2 separate regions of the Homo sapiens genome follow, and region 1 is linked to region 2. A link is an interaction called in ENCODE POLR2A ChIA-PET data of the cell type or tissue named here. Cell type or tissue: GM12878. All regions are shown on one strand.

Evidence for each region. Peaks named below come from ENCODE experiments on the same cell type or tissue, not always from the same donor. Only the 100,000 strongest peaks of a DNase experiment are listed, where the experiment ranks them.
Region 1: POLR2A ChIA-PET joins it to region 2 with 6 read pairs; 2 of 35 experiments call an interaction of 5 or more read pairs at or near these places.

What each region holds. Positions count from the first base shown.
Region 1 is chr2:99,165,942-99,173,941 of GRCh38, forward strand. It overlaps MITD1 (microtubule interacting and trafficking domain containing 1), which reads right to left. Exons shown (of 7, transcript NM_138798.3): 2 at 7,974-8,000; 3 at 5,569-5,705; 4 at 5,402-5,488; 5 at 4,596-4,711; 6 at 3,609-3,669; 7 at 3,322-3,529. The coding sequence ends at 3,434. Among named protein-coding and RNA genes, the nearest start is that of MITD1, 11 kb to the right of the region's middle. In GM12878, no CTCF peak of the experiment used is centred here; no DNase peak of the experiment used is centred here; H3K27ac peaks cover 327 bases.
Region 2 is chr2:97,678,042-97,686,041 of GRCh38, forward strand. The region is part of intron 3 of C2orf92 (chromosome 2 open reading frame 92); the gene reads left to right. Among named protein-coding and RNA genes, the nearest start is that of C2orf92, 12 kb to the left of the region's middle. In GM12878, no CTCF peak of the experiment used is centred here; no DNase peak of the experiment used is centred here.

The DNA.
Region 1 (8,000 bases), 1.5 Mb after region 2:
TATCAGTGGTGTAGGCTACTGCATCCAGCCCTTGCATCAGTGTCAGCAGGGGTGTCATCTGATTAGTTCTGGGTAGTGATTCTAGATGTGATTTTTCACTCCAAAACCTCTGTGTCTCAGTCTATAGCTCAACTACCTACTATTCTTATAATAAACCCCTTTTTTGCTTATATCAGGTAGGAGCAGTTTTTGTTGTTTTTTACTAAGAACACTTAACCATGTAATCACTTAGGGAAAGAGTGTGAATTAAAAAAAAAAAAAAGAGGTTACTACCTAGTACCTAGCTTGGGAGAACTTCGGTATTTAAAATGTAAGAAGAATGGAGGAAGAGAGTGTGTTTCATGAAAGTCAAGAGTTTCAAGAAGGGAGTAGCCAACTGGGTCAAATGCTTCTGAAAGGTCACATAGTACGAGAGTTTAAAAGTGCCCATTGAATATGGTAGTACAGAGATCACTGTTGACCTTAGCAAAAACGATTTCAGTGGAGTACCTGGGGCAGTCGCCAGACTGAAGTGAGTTAAAGCAAATAGGTGGTGAGGAAATAAGAAAAAAAAAAAAAAAAACATACAGAGAACACTCTTTGAAGAAATTTTTCATGAAGAATGAAAAAATAGGGTGGCATCTGGCTCGAGATGTGTGTACTAATAGGAATGATGCAGTACAGCAGGAGAGATTGCTCTAAGGCCCAAGTCCTTGTGGAGGCTAAAGGAGGTCAGATCAAGGTCACTGCTAAAAATCTGGCCATCATCCTTATATATTAGGAATACTGACTCTAATTTTATAAATTTGATCTCTCATTTTTTTAACTTAGCTTATGTTTCCTTTTACTCAAGTTTTGTATATTTACATGACCAAGTCTTTTGCTCTTAAGAGTTCTGGGGCTTTCTGTTATACTCAGTTCATTAAGTGGGGTTTTAAATATATATATATATATATATATATATATATATATATATAAATTTTTCATTAATTAGCTCTGTAATACGTTTAGATTTCTTTGTATGGTGTCAACATCATTACAGAAAAATTTCTTTATGCGGAGTAAGACAGAGGCCTTAATGTTATTTTTTCCAACCATTTGTTGAGCTCTTTCTCCACTAACTTAAAATGTCACCTTTATTACATATTAAATACTCATTCATACACAATTTCTCTCTTTCAAATGTGTTTCTGGACTCTTTTATTCTATCCCACTGATTTATTTGCCCATGCCTATGCCCATACATTTTTAAGAAAATTATTGTAGCTATGTCTTTATAGCTGGTCAAGCAAGTCTCCTGGTGTTACTCTCTTTTGTCATTTAATTTATAAATTAAGTTAGAGAGAACTGACATTAAGTCTTCCCATTCAGGAATACAATTTGTCTTTCTAGTTACCCTAATTTTCTTTTATGTCCCTCCATAAAGCTTATAGTTGTTCATATAGTTCTTAACACATTTCTTGATATATTTAAGCTGTACCTGGTAGGCTTCTGGTGCTCTAATTAGATCTGGGGATAGAACTCCAAATATCTAGAATGGATAGCATGTCTGTAGACTCTTTTCTTTAAATATCACTATGTCTTAGCCAGGATTTTTATAGAAGTTGGATAAAAGTTAATTGCACAGGGTTGTGGATTGCTAATTCTCCATAGTAACGATTCATATGCTTTAGAAATCAGAATTGTTATTTTAACATGAAGGTAAAGAGGCCTAACACATGTTCTTACCTTAATTAAGAGCCACTCCATTTCCACGTGGCATCGGGTACTGGGCAAGATAAGCAAAGATACTCTGCAGAAAGGAACTTCGGATCAGGCCAACACTTGTTCAAGTGTTTTCCTGAGACCCTGAATTTCCATATGATACAGCTTAGTAAATTAGTTTGAGTCTAAAATTTTTCAGATTCAGTATTATCAGCACCTGAACCTGAAAAGATTTAAAAAAAAATCAGGAACTGTTCTGGAAGCCCTTCCTGGCCTTTTATGCCAGCTCCATCTTGTACCTACCAGCTGTCCCACAAAAGGAAAACAGTGTCCAAGGCTTGCCCAAGACCACTCTGTCCAACCTTGTTCCCATGGTCTCTACCTTTGGTCCTCTACACTGTTTTAACTCTGTTGAATAGTCCTCAGATGTGACATTTATATGTGCACTCTCCAATACTGAACACTGGTACTATAGTTTTCCTCTTACATATGTTAGCTTAGCTGGGTTTTTTTATTTGTTTCTTTTTTTATTTTGAGATGGAGTTTTACTCTTGTTGCCCAGGCTGGAGTGCAATGGCATGATCTCCGCTCACCGCAGCCTCCACCTCCAGGGTTCAAGCAATTCTCCTGCCTCAGCCTCCCAAGTAGCTGGAATTACAGGCATGCGCCACCACGGCTGGCTAATTTTGTATTTTTAATAAAGACGGGGTTTCTCCATGTTGGCCACGCTGGTCTCAAACTCCTGACCTCAGGTGATCCGCCTGCCTTTGCCTCCCAAAGTGCTGGGATTACAGGCGTGAGCCACTGTGCCCAGCCAGCATGTTCTTTGAGCTGTGGACCGCCCACTACCTCTAGCATACAACCCCTCTTCAGCCTGTCTCCATGGAATCTATTCTGTCTCCAACCACACAACTGGCATCTGGATGAAAAGCTTACCCAGAACAGTTGATTCTAAGCTGCAAGGCTTTACAAATGTGCCAGCCAAAGTGAATGAGCTGCAAAATGCATTTGGATAACTGAATGGGTTGATTTGCCTTCATGGAGTTAGGTAATACTGCACAACTGCATGATGGTAAATGTTTACCAAAGACAATTCTCTTAATTGTAACAAAATTAACATTTTACTTTCCTGTTTATTAGACCCCAAGCCCATCTGTCTCTTTTTTTTCTTTTGAGACAGGGTCTGGCTCTGTCACCCAGGCTAGAGTGCAGTGGTGCAGTCTCAGCTCACTGCAGCCTCAACCTCCTAGGCTCAAGTGATCCTTCCACCTCAGCCTCCCAAGTAGCTAGGACTATAGGCACATGCCACCATGCCCGGCTAATTTTTTTTTTTTTTTTTTTTTTTTTTTTTTTTCTGATACAGGTTGCCCAAGCTCCATCTGTCTCTTTAAAAGCACTCTAATCCATGGTGTCTTTCCCTCCTGGACTTAAAACTCCCACAGGCAAAATTAAGATCTAATTCATCTTCCTAATAGATGCTTATTATTTGTTGACATGCTCCCGCAGCCAAGTAACAGAGAAGCTGGTAAAATGTTTAAATTAGCTGTATTACTTGAAAGAAACATTGTAAATCTGCTGAGTAATATATTTACAAAAATATTTAGGATTGTTCCCACAACTGAATGATGGATCCATAAATTAGTAGAAATATAAAAGTTTATTGTTAAATTCATACATTATAAAAGTGATCTTTTAAAAAAAATCCAATATTCACTTAAAGTAGACATAATACAAATTAGGCTACCACCCATCATATATTTTTTGTATGCTTCTTATGAAAAATGTCTACTGTTGTTTCATGACATGGTCTTAAATCAAAATCACAATATCCAAGGGAAAAACGACTCTAAGAAGAGAAGAAAAGAGTATCATTAAAAATGATACAAAAACAGTGCTACACATTTACTCATAAGATTATATCCTACCTGTGGTTTCTTAAAATAATCAAGTCCCCTTCCAATCTTAATCATCCATCCATTGTTGAACCTGTTGAAATTAGTATATAGTATTATATTCAAGACATTTAAGTCAGACTATTAATAAAGCTGTAGTGTATTAAGTGTCAGCAAAATTTCCCCCTAACAAAGCAAACCACTTCCTCCAGTGGCATGAGTTGAATCAAACCTGGGGTTCATTATGAGCTGTGTCCACAATGAAAACAGTCATAGAAACAATCAGTTGATTTAATTATCTGATAGTTTAATCTTGAATTTCAGCTTGTTGATAAAACTTTTTCGTGTTCTGCTAACAAGTGGTGGCAAAGTGTATTCAGGGAAACTGGTGGTGTTTCAAGAGTTCCCCTACCTAGAGATGGGGAATGTGCAGGAGGAGCCCTGGACCCTGACCTCTGCTTTAACTACAGCAGCTGCATTTTCATCTGTTTTGCATATTTAGTTTGTGATTAAGTTTTTATTAAAACTGAGTGCCCTTGCTATAAACATAACCACTGTGCTAAACAAAAGGAAGATATCACTAAAATAACTGCATATTCTGTTTTCTTATAGACTCAGCAAATTGTCATGCCTACTAGAATATTTAATAACCCCTAAGAAGTAAAGCCACATTAAGTAAATATTAAGTTCACTAGAAAATAAATTATCCTAATATCATAACACTATATATACAGTTGAGTAGACAGAAAAGTGTTCTCTTTTTCTATATGACACAGAACATGTAAATACTATTCCATTAGGAAATATTAAACTCACACACAAAACACTTGGCTTACTTTGTCAAAAAGAAAGCCAAGTGTTTTTTTTCTTCTCAAAAGTGAAAAAGTACTAAATGGAGTTTTATTTGAATTTTAAATATTTATAAATTATTAAATATTTATAGGCAATTATATAAAACATTTACAAAAATTTTAAGTATATATCAACTGCATAAAAATTAAAACATTATTGTAGACTAACCTAATTTCTCGGTCATGTATTGAAGAAGAGTATTGAACTTCCAACAGCACTCCGTGACTCCTGAGTGACTCTTCTATTTCTTGCAGGCCTCTACTTTGCTGCACTTGCTCAATGCCCTGTTAATAGCAAAAATACGATTATCTGCCGCAGTTATTATTACTATCTTAAATTATCCCTAAGCTATACAATCTATATCACAGGTGGATTAAGATGGAAATGTTCTATACTAGTTTCAATGTCTATTATCTCAAAAAAACAACCAATGTGAGGTAGTTTAAAGAGCAATTATTTTTATCAAAATCATCTTTTTTTCTAATGTGAACATAACTCCATCCTGTCTCCTTAAATGTAGTTTAGAATAGTTTTAATCATCCAGGTGGAGCTGACTGCTTTTGAAATCAATCGTAGAAATCATAATTATTTAGAAGCATTCTTATTTTAAGTCAAAACCAAGATAGAGATGCCCACTACCATATCATATCATGCTACCATCCCCCAGATATAATAATTGGTAAAGAAACAAAATTGTTCATAGTGCAGACAGTGTGATTGCCTCCTAGAATATCCAAGAGACTAAACTAACAAACTATTTGAATAAGTGCATTTAGCAAAGTGGCCAAATACAAAATCAGCATCCTAAAATCAATAACTTTTTTTATGACATGTTATGCATACTGTTAGATAATAAGTTAATTCCCAAGGAAACAAATCTAGCTGAAGCACTGCATCTGTGTTCTCCTTGACTGGACTACATCTTGTAACTGAATAAAGTTAATAAGAAAGAGTAAGTGCTTTCAGGTACCTACTTCATCCAGAGAGGTGAGAAGGTGAATAGTTTTTACTTTACATGGTCTCTTAATAAGCATCTCACAAAATCGAAGAAAGTTATACAGCTAAAAGACATTAGAATGGATTATTACTAATTTAGTACATTGAATATGATATTTCATTATATTTTAGTATGTTCACATACCTGATGAGTATGTCTAATATAAGGATCTTCTATCCAAACTTCTGTAACTGTCTCATTAAGGTATTCGCGAAAAAGTGACTCATAACTGAAACCTGTTGCATTCTCTTCTATTTTAATTTGCTTGTGATATTTTCCATCTATAAAACACAGGCTTCAACAGTAAAACCAGTGACCATTTTTTTTTTACACATTTTATATTTTATATAGAGTGATTAATCAGCATCAGATACATATTAATTTTTTTAACTTATTCAGCAAATACTTATTGAATGCCTACTAAATATCATATACATTGCAGGATGTTACACGTACAAAGGTATTTAAGGCAAACCACTCCATTAGTGATTTCTGCCTTCACAGAGGCTAGGCAAGGGGGAAAATCTAGAGGTTTCCTGGAACAGGTCCTTGAGCAAGATCCTATAGACCAGGCAGTTTGTTGAAGGGAGTAGTGTATATATAAAGGTATCCAATAACTCCCTGTCGCCATGGGTAGCACCACATACTGAAACTCAGTGGCTATCTGGTCCTCCTCTTCAGACTTGTCTTTTTATGTCTTGCAATCTAATAACTAAAGTGAGTATTAAACATGAATGCAGGGCAGAGCGCGGTAGCTCACGCCTGTAATCCCAGCATTTTGGGAGGCCAAGGTAGGTAGATCATTTGAGGTCAGGAGTTCGAGACCAGCCTGGCCAACATGGTGAAACCCCAGCTCTACTAAAAATATAAAAAGTAGCCAGGCATGATGTCAGGTGCCTGTAGTCCCAACTACCTGGGGGGCTGAGGCAGGAGAATCACTTGAACCCAGGTGGATGTTGCAGTGAGCTGAGATCATGCCACCGCACTCCAGCCTGGGCAACAGAGCAAGACTCTGCCTTAAAAAAAAAAAAAAAAATTAATGCAGTATAATATGAAGCTTCAAAGTCTTTCTTGGCACGTGTACAGTTTTAAACAGAAATTTATAGTACTTCTTAATAAGCTAAAGACTGGGATGTCACAGGATCAAGAGGATAGATCTATTGCTTTTGTTCATTCAAAATGAATATTGAAAAAGTTATCAGAAACCTTTAAGGTTTTAAAAAAATATGACCCCTGGCTGGGCATGGTGGCTCACACTTGTAATCCCAGCACTTTGGGAGGCTGAGGCGGGAGGATCACCTGAGGTCAGGAGTTAGAGACCAGCCTGACCAATATGGCAAAACCTCAACTCTACTAAAAATACAAAAATGAGCCAGGCTTGGCGGCGGGTGCCTGTAGTCCCAGCTACTCGGGAGGCTGGGACAGAAGAATTGCTTGAACCCAGCAGGCAGAGGTTGCAGTAAGCAGAGATCGCGCCACTGCACTCCAGCCTGGGCGACACAGCGAGACTCCGTCTAAAAAAAAAAAAAAAAACCCTAATGGTAGCCCCTAAATTATACTTTACACTTTGTTTAAAAATCAGTAGTTTGGATTCTGTTCCAAATATTTCCACATAGATAACATTGGCAACTATGCCTTATTTTTTAAGCCAAGATAGCCGTATAGAGGTTAATTTAATTCCATGTACTCAAAACCACAATGCTGGAGGTACTATATTTCATCAATGTTTTGGAGTAAAATTTCATTCTAAATTTCAAATCGGGGCTAAGGAAACATAACTTTATTCCCACTGAACAAAGGAGCTCAGTGGGGGGTCCCCAGGGTATGTACTGATACAGGATAGTAGGAAGAGATGGGGAAAGGGGTGTAGAAAGTATAGAGAGGAAGAAAAGCTGGGGCCTGGGGGCACTGGCTTTTGAGGGCAGCAGTACCTTTGGCTATAGAAAGCAGCAAGTATGCACTCAGGTAAGGGTGGAAATGGCCATTTACAGACATTTGTAAACTGGATGCTTAGGAGTAGGGAACTAATAATAGGGAACAATACCTACCTGACCTCTAATCATTAGGAATGCTTAACTCCTGAGGTGTTTTGATTCACAACAAAATCTGAGAGAAATCCCAGGAGTTTCTTTAGCTTCTTTCATGATTTTGGTCATTTCATAAAGGGAAATATAAATAAAATACACAATTTACATTCAGTATTCCCTGTAGTATTTCTTAACATAGGGTCCACACATAAGCTTCATAGGGATTTGTGAACCCCTTAAAAATGGCATGGAACATTCTCCAGTAAGTATAGCTTTCATGAGATGTTCAAAGGGGTGTCTGATATTCCCACCCCCAACTAAAAACAAAAGCCAAAACAAACAAACAAACAAAAAATTAAGAACAACTCCTGTATGGGAGTGGAAATACAGATTAAATCCTGTAAGCTCCCAGGGACAACTGGTCCAGACCACACAGAGCTCCAAAGGGCAGGAGCCAGAAACATTGGGTGAATGGACAGTCACAGTTGTTTATGGATGCATTTTCTAAAACAACCTCTTTACCTTCTTTTTCTTGGTCCAAGTACTTCT
Region 2 (8,000 bases):
TACAAAAAATTAGCAGGGCGTGGTGGTGGGTGCCTGTAGTCCCACCTACTCGGGAGGCTGAGGCAGGAGAATGGCATGAACCCAGGAGGCAGAGCTTGCAGTGAGCCGAGATCGCGCCATTGCACTCCAGCCTGGGCAACAGAGCAAGACTCTGCCTCAAAAAAATAAAAAAAAAAAGAAAGGATCAGCACACTTGAAGATAAGACATTGAAAGTATCCAGCCTGAGAAGCAGAAAGAAAAAAAAAAAAGAAAATGAATTGAACATGTGGGACTTGTGGGGCACCATCAAGCATACTAAAATATACATTATGGGAGTCTCAGAAGGGAAAGACAGAGAGATATGAAGACAATGTTTGAATGAAGAATAGCCCCAAACTTCCTGAATATGTTGAAAGACATGAATGTGCACATTCAAGTTACTCAATGAACTCCAAGCAGAATACTCAGAGATTCACAGTGAAACACATTATTAGCAAATTGTCAAAATCCAGACACAAAGAGAATCTTGAAAGCAGTAACAGATAAGTGACTCAGCATAAAAGGAACCCTCAATAAAATTCACCACTCATTTCTCCGCAACAACCACAGAGGGTAGGAGGCAGTAGGATGGCACATTCAAAGTTCTGAAAGAAAAATAATGTAATCAGCAGGGCATGGTGGCTCATTCCTGTAATCCCAGCACTTTGGGAGGCTGACGTGGGCAGATCACTTGAGCCCAGGAATTCGAGACCAGCCTGGGCAATACGGCAAAACCCTGTTTCTACTAAAAAAAAAAAAAAAAAAAAATTAGTTGGGTGTGATGGTGCACACCTGTAGTCCCAGCTATTCAGCACACTGAGGTGGGAGGATCACCTGAGCCTGGGAAGTCCAGGCTGCAGTGAGCTGAGATTGCCCCACTGCATTCCAGCCTGGGTGATGGGAGTGAGATCCTTTCTTGGAAAAAAAAAAAAAAAGTAAAAAGGAAAATACTGTCAAGCAAGAATTCTCTATCTGACAAAATTATCTTTCCAGAATAAAAGAGAAACAGAACATTTTCAGGTAAACAAAAGCTGAGAGACCCGCCTTATGAGAAATGGCAAAGAGAGCCCTTCAGGCTGAGATGAAGGGACATTTAACAGTCACTTGACATAAGAAAAAAAAAAATGCTGGTAAAGGTAACTACTAGCTCTAAAAGTCTTATTGTACTTTAGGTTTCATCTATAACTTCTGCCTTTTAAAAATATGATTTAAAAGGTGAATGCATGAAATAATAATTACACATCTGTTAATGGTCATACAGTGTATAAAGATAGACTCTGTAATAACAACAATATAAAGGGAAGGGAATAGAGATATATGTGTGCAGAGTGTTTGTATACTATTGAAACTAAGTTGATACTATTCAAGCTAAGTTGTTAAAAATTTAAGATACTAGGTGTTTAAGTTTAAACAAATTTTAACTAGTTTAGGTGTTTCCAAGGTAACCAGTAAATAATAACTAAAAAAATATGGAACAAAAGAGTAAAAGAAAGAGTCGAAGCCAGGCAGGGTGGCTTATGCCTGTAATCCCAGCCATTTGGGAGGCTGAGGTGGGGGGATCACCTGAGGTCAGGAGTTTGAAACCAGCCTGGCCAACATGATGAAACCCTATCTCTACTAAAAATACAAAAATTAGCCGGGCAGCAGGTGCCTGTAATCCCAGCTACTCGGGAGCCTGAGGCAGGAGAATTGCTTGAACCCAGGAGGCGGAGGTTGCCGTGAGCCAAGATCACGCCATTGCACTCCAGCCTGGGCAACAAGAGTGAAACTCTATCTCAAAAAAAAAAAAAAAAGAAAAAAAAGAAAAAGAAATAAAGAGTTGAATGGAACATTATAAAGAACCAACTTTTAAAAAAAGCAGTAATGGGGGAATGACGAGCAAAAGAAAACACACACAAAACACAAACCCCTAAATGACCAAAAACACAACACACATATACACAACAAATAGCAAAATGGCTGAGCCTGGTGGCTCACGCCTGTAAGCCCAGTACTTTGGGAAGCCAAGGTGGGCAGATCACTTAAGCTCAGGAGTTCAAGACCAGCCTGGCCAACATGGTGAAACCCCGTCTTTACTAAAACACAAAAATTAGCTGAGCGTGATGGTGCATGCCTGTAATCCCAGCTATTTGGGAGGCTGAGGCAGGAGAATCACTTGAACATGGGAGGCAGAGGTTGCAGTGAGCCGAGATCATGCCACTGCATTTCAGCCTGGGCGACAGAGTGAGACTCCATCTCAAAAACAAAAACAAAAGAGCAAAATGGCAGATTAAATACTTTTTAATCAGTAATCACATTAAATTTAAATGGATTAAACTCTTAATAAAAGGCAGAGATTTGCAAATTGGATTTAAAAACCTGTCCATGTATCTACTGTCTCCAAGAGATTCACTTAGGGAATACAAGGAGGTTGAAAGTAAAAGAATGGAAAATGTATTTCATGCAAATAATAGCCAAAAGAGAGCTGAGGTGGCTGTATTATTTTCAGACAAAATAGATGTTAAACCACATGGTTTATGAGAGACAAGGATAGTTGGAGACTTCAGTATCCTCCTCTCAATAATGAATAGAACTAGACAGAAGAGGCCAGGGGCGGTGGCTCACGCCTGTAGTCCCAGCACTTTAGGAGGCCGAGGCGGGCGGATCATGAGGTCAGGAGATCGAGACCATCCTGGCTAACACGGTGAAACCCCATCTCTACTAAAAATACAAAAAATTAGCCAGGCGTGGTGGTGGGCACCTGTAGTCCCAGCTACTCAGGAGGCTGAGGCAGGAGAATGGCATGAACCCGGGAGGTGGAGCTTGCAGTGGGCCGAGATTGCGCCACTGCACTCCAGCCTGGGAGACAGAGCGAGACTCCGTCTCAAAAAAAAACAAAAACCAAAAAACCCCAAAAATTAGCTGGGCATGGTGGCATGCGCCTATAGTCCCAGCTACTTGGGAGGTTGAGGCAGGAGAATAACTTGAACCAGGGAGGCAGAGGTTGCAGTGAGCCGAGATGGCGCCACTGCACTCCAGCACAGGAGACAGAGCGAGACTCCATCTCAAAAAAAAAAAAAAAAAAAAAAAAAAAGAATTGTACAGAGGAACAGTAAGTAAAGGAATAGACTTGAACAGCACTCTAAACCAATTAGACCTAGCAGACATATCCAGAACAATCCACCCAGCAACAGAAGAATATGTATTCTTCTCAAGAGCATATGGAATATTTGCCAGGATAGCCCATATGTTAGGACACAAATCTTCATTAATTGAAAAAGACTGAAATAATACAAAGTATCTTTTCAGATCACAATGGAATGAAACTAGAAATCTACAACAGAGGGAAATCTGGAATATTTACACACATGGAGATTAAGCAACACACTCTTAAATAATCAATGGGTCAAAGAAGAAATCACAAGGGAATTTAGAAACTGCCTTGAGATAAGTGCAAATTAAACACAACATGCCAAAACTTGGGATGCAGTGAAAGCAATGCCAAGAGGGAGATTTATAGATATAAATGCATTCATTAAAAAAGAGGATCTTCTCACGCCTGTAATCCCAGCACTTTGGGAGGCCTAGGCGGGCGGATCACGAGGTCAGGAGATCGAGACCATCCTGGCTAACACGGTGAAACCCTGTCTCTACTAAAAGTACAAAAAATTAGCTGGGCGTGGTGGCGGGCGCCTGTAGTCCCAGCTATTTGGGAGGCTGAGGCAGGAGAATGGCATGAACCCAGGAGGCGGAGCTTGCAGTGAGCCGAGATGGTGCCACTGCACTCCAGCCTGGCAACAGTGAAAGACTCTGTCTCAAAAAAAAAAGGGGGGGGATCTTAAATAAATAACCTAATTGTACACCTAAAGGAACTAGAAAAAGAACAGCATATTAAGTTGAAAGCTAGGAGAAAGAAGGAAATAGTAAAGTATACAGAGGAAAGAAGTGAAATAACAGAAAAACAATAGAAGAGAACTGATGAAACCCAAAATTAGTTACTTAAAAAGACCAACAAAATTGACAAACTTCTAGCTAGATAGGTGAAGAAAGAAGAGGATCCATTATGAATTCAGAAATTAGAGTGGGAATATTACTACTAATTTTCTGGAAATAGAAAGCATTTAATGAGAGAAGAATATAAACATTTGTATGCTCACAAATTGGATGACCTAGATGAAATTTTAAAATTCCTGGAAGCACACGAACTACCAAAATTGACTCCAGAAGAAATAAGAAAATCTGAATAGACACATAACAAGTAAGGAGAATGAATCAGTAATCAAAATTTTCCAACGAAGAAAGTCTAGAATTAGATGTGTTCTCTGGCAAAATCTACAAAAGCTATAAATAAGAACTAACACCAGTCCTCAAACCCTTCCAAGAAGCTGAAGAGGAAGAAACACTTCCTGGCTTACTCTAAGAGGCCAGTATGGAGTATGGCCCTGATACCAAAGGCAGACAAAGTCACTACAAGAAGACTAAAAACAAATGTCTCTTGTAAATATAAACAGAAAAATCCTCAACAGAACATTAGCAAACCAAAACCAATAGCCTATTAAAAGGACTATACACCAGACCAAGAAGGATTTATTTCTGGAACAGAAGGATGGTTGAACATAATAAAAATCAATCACTGTAATATACCACATTAATATAATGAAGGAGAAAAAATATCATTTCAATTGATGCAGATATAGCATTTGACAAAATTCAACACCCTTTCATGATTGAAAAAAAAAACCAAAACACTCAACAAACTAGAGATAGAAGGAAACTACCAAAACGTAATAAAAGCCTGTTTGAAAAACCCATGGATGATATCGTGCTCAATGTTGAAAGACTGAAAGCTTTCCTCAAAGATCAGGAACAAGGCAAGGATGCCTGCTCTCACCAATTCTATTCAATACAGTACTGGAAGTCATAGCCAGAGTCATTAGGCAAAAAAAAGAAATGAGGCATCCAAATCAGAAAGGAAGAAATAAAATTATCTCTGGTTGCAGATGACTTGATCTTATATGTTGAAAACCATATAGACTCCACACACACACACACACACACACACACACACACACACAAACATATTAAAACCAGTAAATGCATTTAGCAAAGTTGTGGGGTACAAATTGAACACACAAAAATCAGCTGTGTTTTTATACACTAACGATATATACACTAATAATCCAAACAAGATATGAGAACAATTAATTCCATTTACGATTATATCAAAAAGAATAAAATACTTAGAGATAAACTTAGCCGAGAAAGTGAAAGACTTATACCAGTACTGAAAACTACAAAGCACTGATAAAAGAAAATAGAGAAACAAAGAATCTCATGTTCATGGACTGAAAAACTTAATATTGTTAAGATGTCAAAATTGACCTGGCATGATGGCTCACACCTGTAATCTTAGCACTTGGGAGGCTGAGGCAAGAGGATCACTTGAGCCCAGGTGTTTGAGATCCAGCCTGGGCAACACAATAAGACCTGGTATCTATTAAAAAAAAAAAAAAAAGATGTCAAAATTGCCCAAAGTGATCTGCACATTCAATATAATCCCTATCAAAATCTCAAGGGCTTTTTTCCCAGCAAAAGAAAAATCTACCGTAAGATTCGTATGGAATTTCAAATGCTTCAAACAGCAAAAATAGTCCTGAAAAAAAAGAAAACAATTGGAGGAATTTCACTTTCTCATTTCAAAACTTGCTACAAAGCACAGTTATCAAAACAGTGTGATACTAGTATAAGGCTAATCACATAGACCAGTAGAATAGAATAGAAAGTTCAGAAAGAAATGCATATGTCTATGGTCAGTTTTTCTTTTCTTTTTTTTTTGAGATGGAGTCTCACTCTGTCGCCCAGGCTGGAGTGCAGGAGTGCAGTGGCGCGATCTTGGCTCACTGCAAGCTCCGCCTCCTGGGTTCACGCCATTCTCCTGCCTCAGCCTCCCTAGTAGCTGGGATTACAGGTATGCGCCACCATGCCCAGCTAATTTTTTTTTTTTTTTTTTTTTTGAGACGGAGTCTCACTCTGTCGCCCAGGCTGGAGTGCAGTGGTGTGATCTCAGCTCACTGCAAGCTCTGCCTCCCAGGTTCACACCATTCTCCTGCCTCAGCCTCCCGAGTAGCTGGGACTACAGGCGCCCGCCACCACGCCTGGCTAATTTTTTGTATTTTTAGTAGAGATGGGGTTTCACCATGGTAGCCAGGATGGTTTCGATCCCCTGACCTCGTGATCCGCCCACCTCGGCCTCCCAAAGTGCTGGGATTACAGGCATGAGCCACCGTGCCCGGCCAGTCAATTGATTTTCAACAAGGATGTCAAAGCCAACAGAGTGGAAATGACAGTCTCTTCGACAAATGGTCCTGGGAAAACTGGAAGGTCACAGGCAAAAGAATGAAGCTAGCTCATTACCTTATACCATATACAAAAATTCAAAGTAGGTCAAAGATCTAAATTAATGAGCTTAAACTATTAGTCTCTTAGAAGTAAACATAGGTGAAAATCTTCATGACCTTGAATTAGGCACGTGATGTTTTAAATCTGACACCAAAAGCAGGCAAAAAGAGAAAAAATAGCTACATTGGACATCATCAAAATTAAAAACTGTTGTATATCAAAGGCATTTCTCCCACAGAATGAGAGAAAATGTTTGCAATTCACATATCTGATGAGGGATCAATATCCAGAAGACACAGCAAACTCCTGTAACTTAACAACAAAACAAACAAACAACCCACTCCAAAAATGGGCAAATAACTTGAATAGCTATTTTCCAAAGAAGATATACAAATGGCCAATAAACACATAAAAAGATGCTCAACATCATTAGTCATTAGGGAAATGCAAAATATCACTATTCACGCTTCTTAGAATGGATTTTATTTTTTATTTTTATTTTTATTTTTGAGACAGAGTCTTGTTCTGTCACCCAGGCTGGAGTGTAGTGGCACAATCTTGGCTCACTGCAAGCTTCGCCTCCCGGGTTCACACCATTCTCCTGCCTCAGCCTCCCGAGTAGCTGGGACTACAGGCGCCCGCCACCACGCATGGCTAAGTTTTTGTATTTTTAGTAGAGACAGGGTTTCACTGTGTTAGCCAGGATGGTCTCGATCTCCTGACCTCGTGATCCATCCACCTCGGCCTCCCAAAGTGTTGGGATTACAGGCATGAGCCACCACGCCCGGCCTAGAATGGCTATTTTGGTTTTTTTCTTTCTTTCTTTCTTTCTTTTTTTTTTTTTTGAGACAAAGTCTCGCTCTGTCGCCCAGGCTGGAGTGCAGTGGTGTGATCTCGGCTCACTGCAAACTCTGCCTCCCAGGTTCACGCCATTCTCCTGCCTTAGCCTCCTGAGTAGCTGGGACTACAGGCGCCTGCCACCATGGCCGGCTAATTTTTTGTATTTTTAGTAGAAACGGGGTTTCACTGTGTTAGCCAGGATGGTCTCAATCTCCTGAACTCATGATCTTCCCGCTTTGGCCTCCCAAATTGCTGGGATTACAGGCGTGAGCCACTGTGCTGGCCTTTTTTTTTCTTTTTTTGAGACAAAGTCTTGCTCTGTCACCCAGGCTGGAGGGCAGTGGCGCAATCTCGGATCACTGCAACCTCCACCTCCCAAGTTCAAGCAATTCTCCTGCCTCAGCCTCCCTAGTAGCTGGGATTATAGATGCCTACCACCAAACCTGGCTAATTTTTGCATTTTTAGTAGAGATGGGGTTTTGCCATGTGGGCCGGGCTGGTCACGAACTCCTGACCTCAGGTGATCTGCCCTCCTCGGCCTCCCAAAGTGCTGGGATTACAGGTGTGAGCCACCGTGCCCAGCCAGAATGGCTATTTTTTTAAAAAGAAAAATAACAGATATTGGTGAGGATGAAGGAAATTGAAACCCTCATACATTGCTGGTGGGAAGGTAAGATGGTGCAGCTGCTACATGTCCATTTTGTGCTGTTATAACAGAATACCACAGCCTAGGTAATTTGTAATAAGTTGAAATTTATTGGCT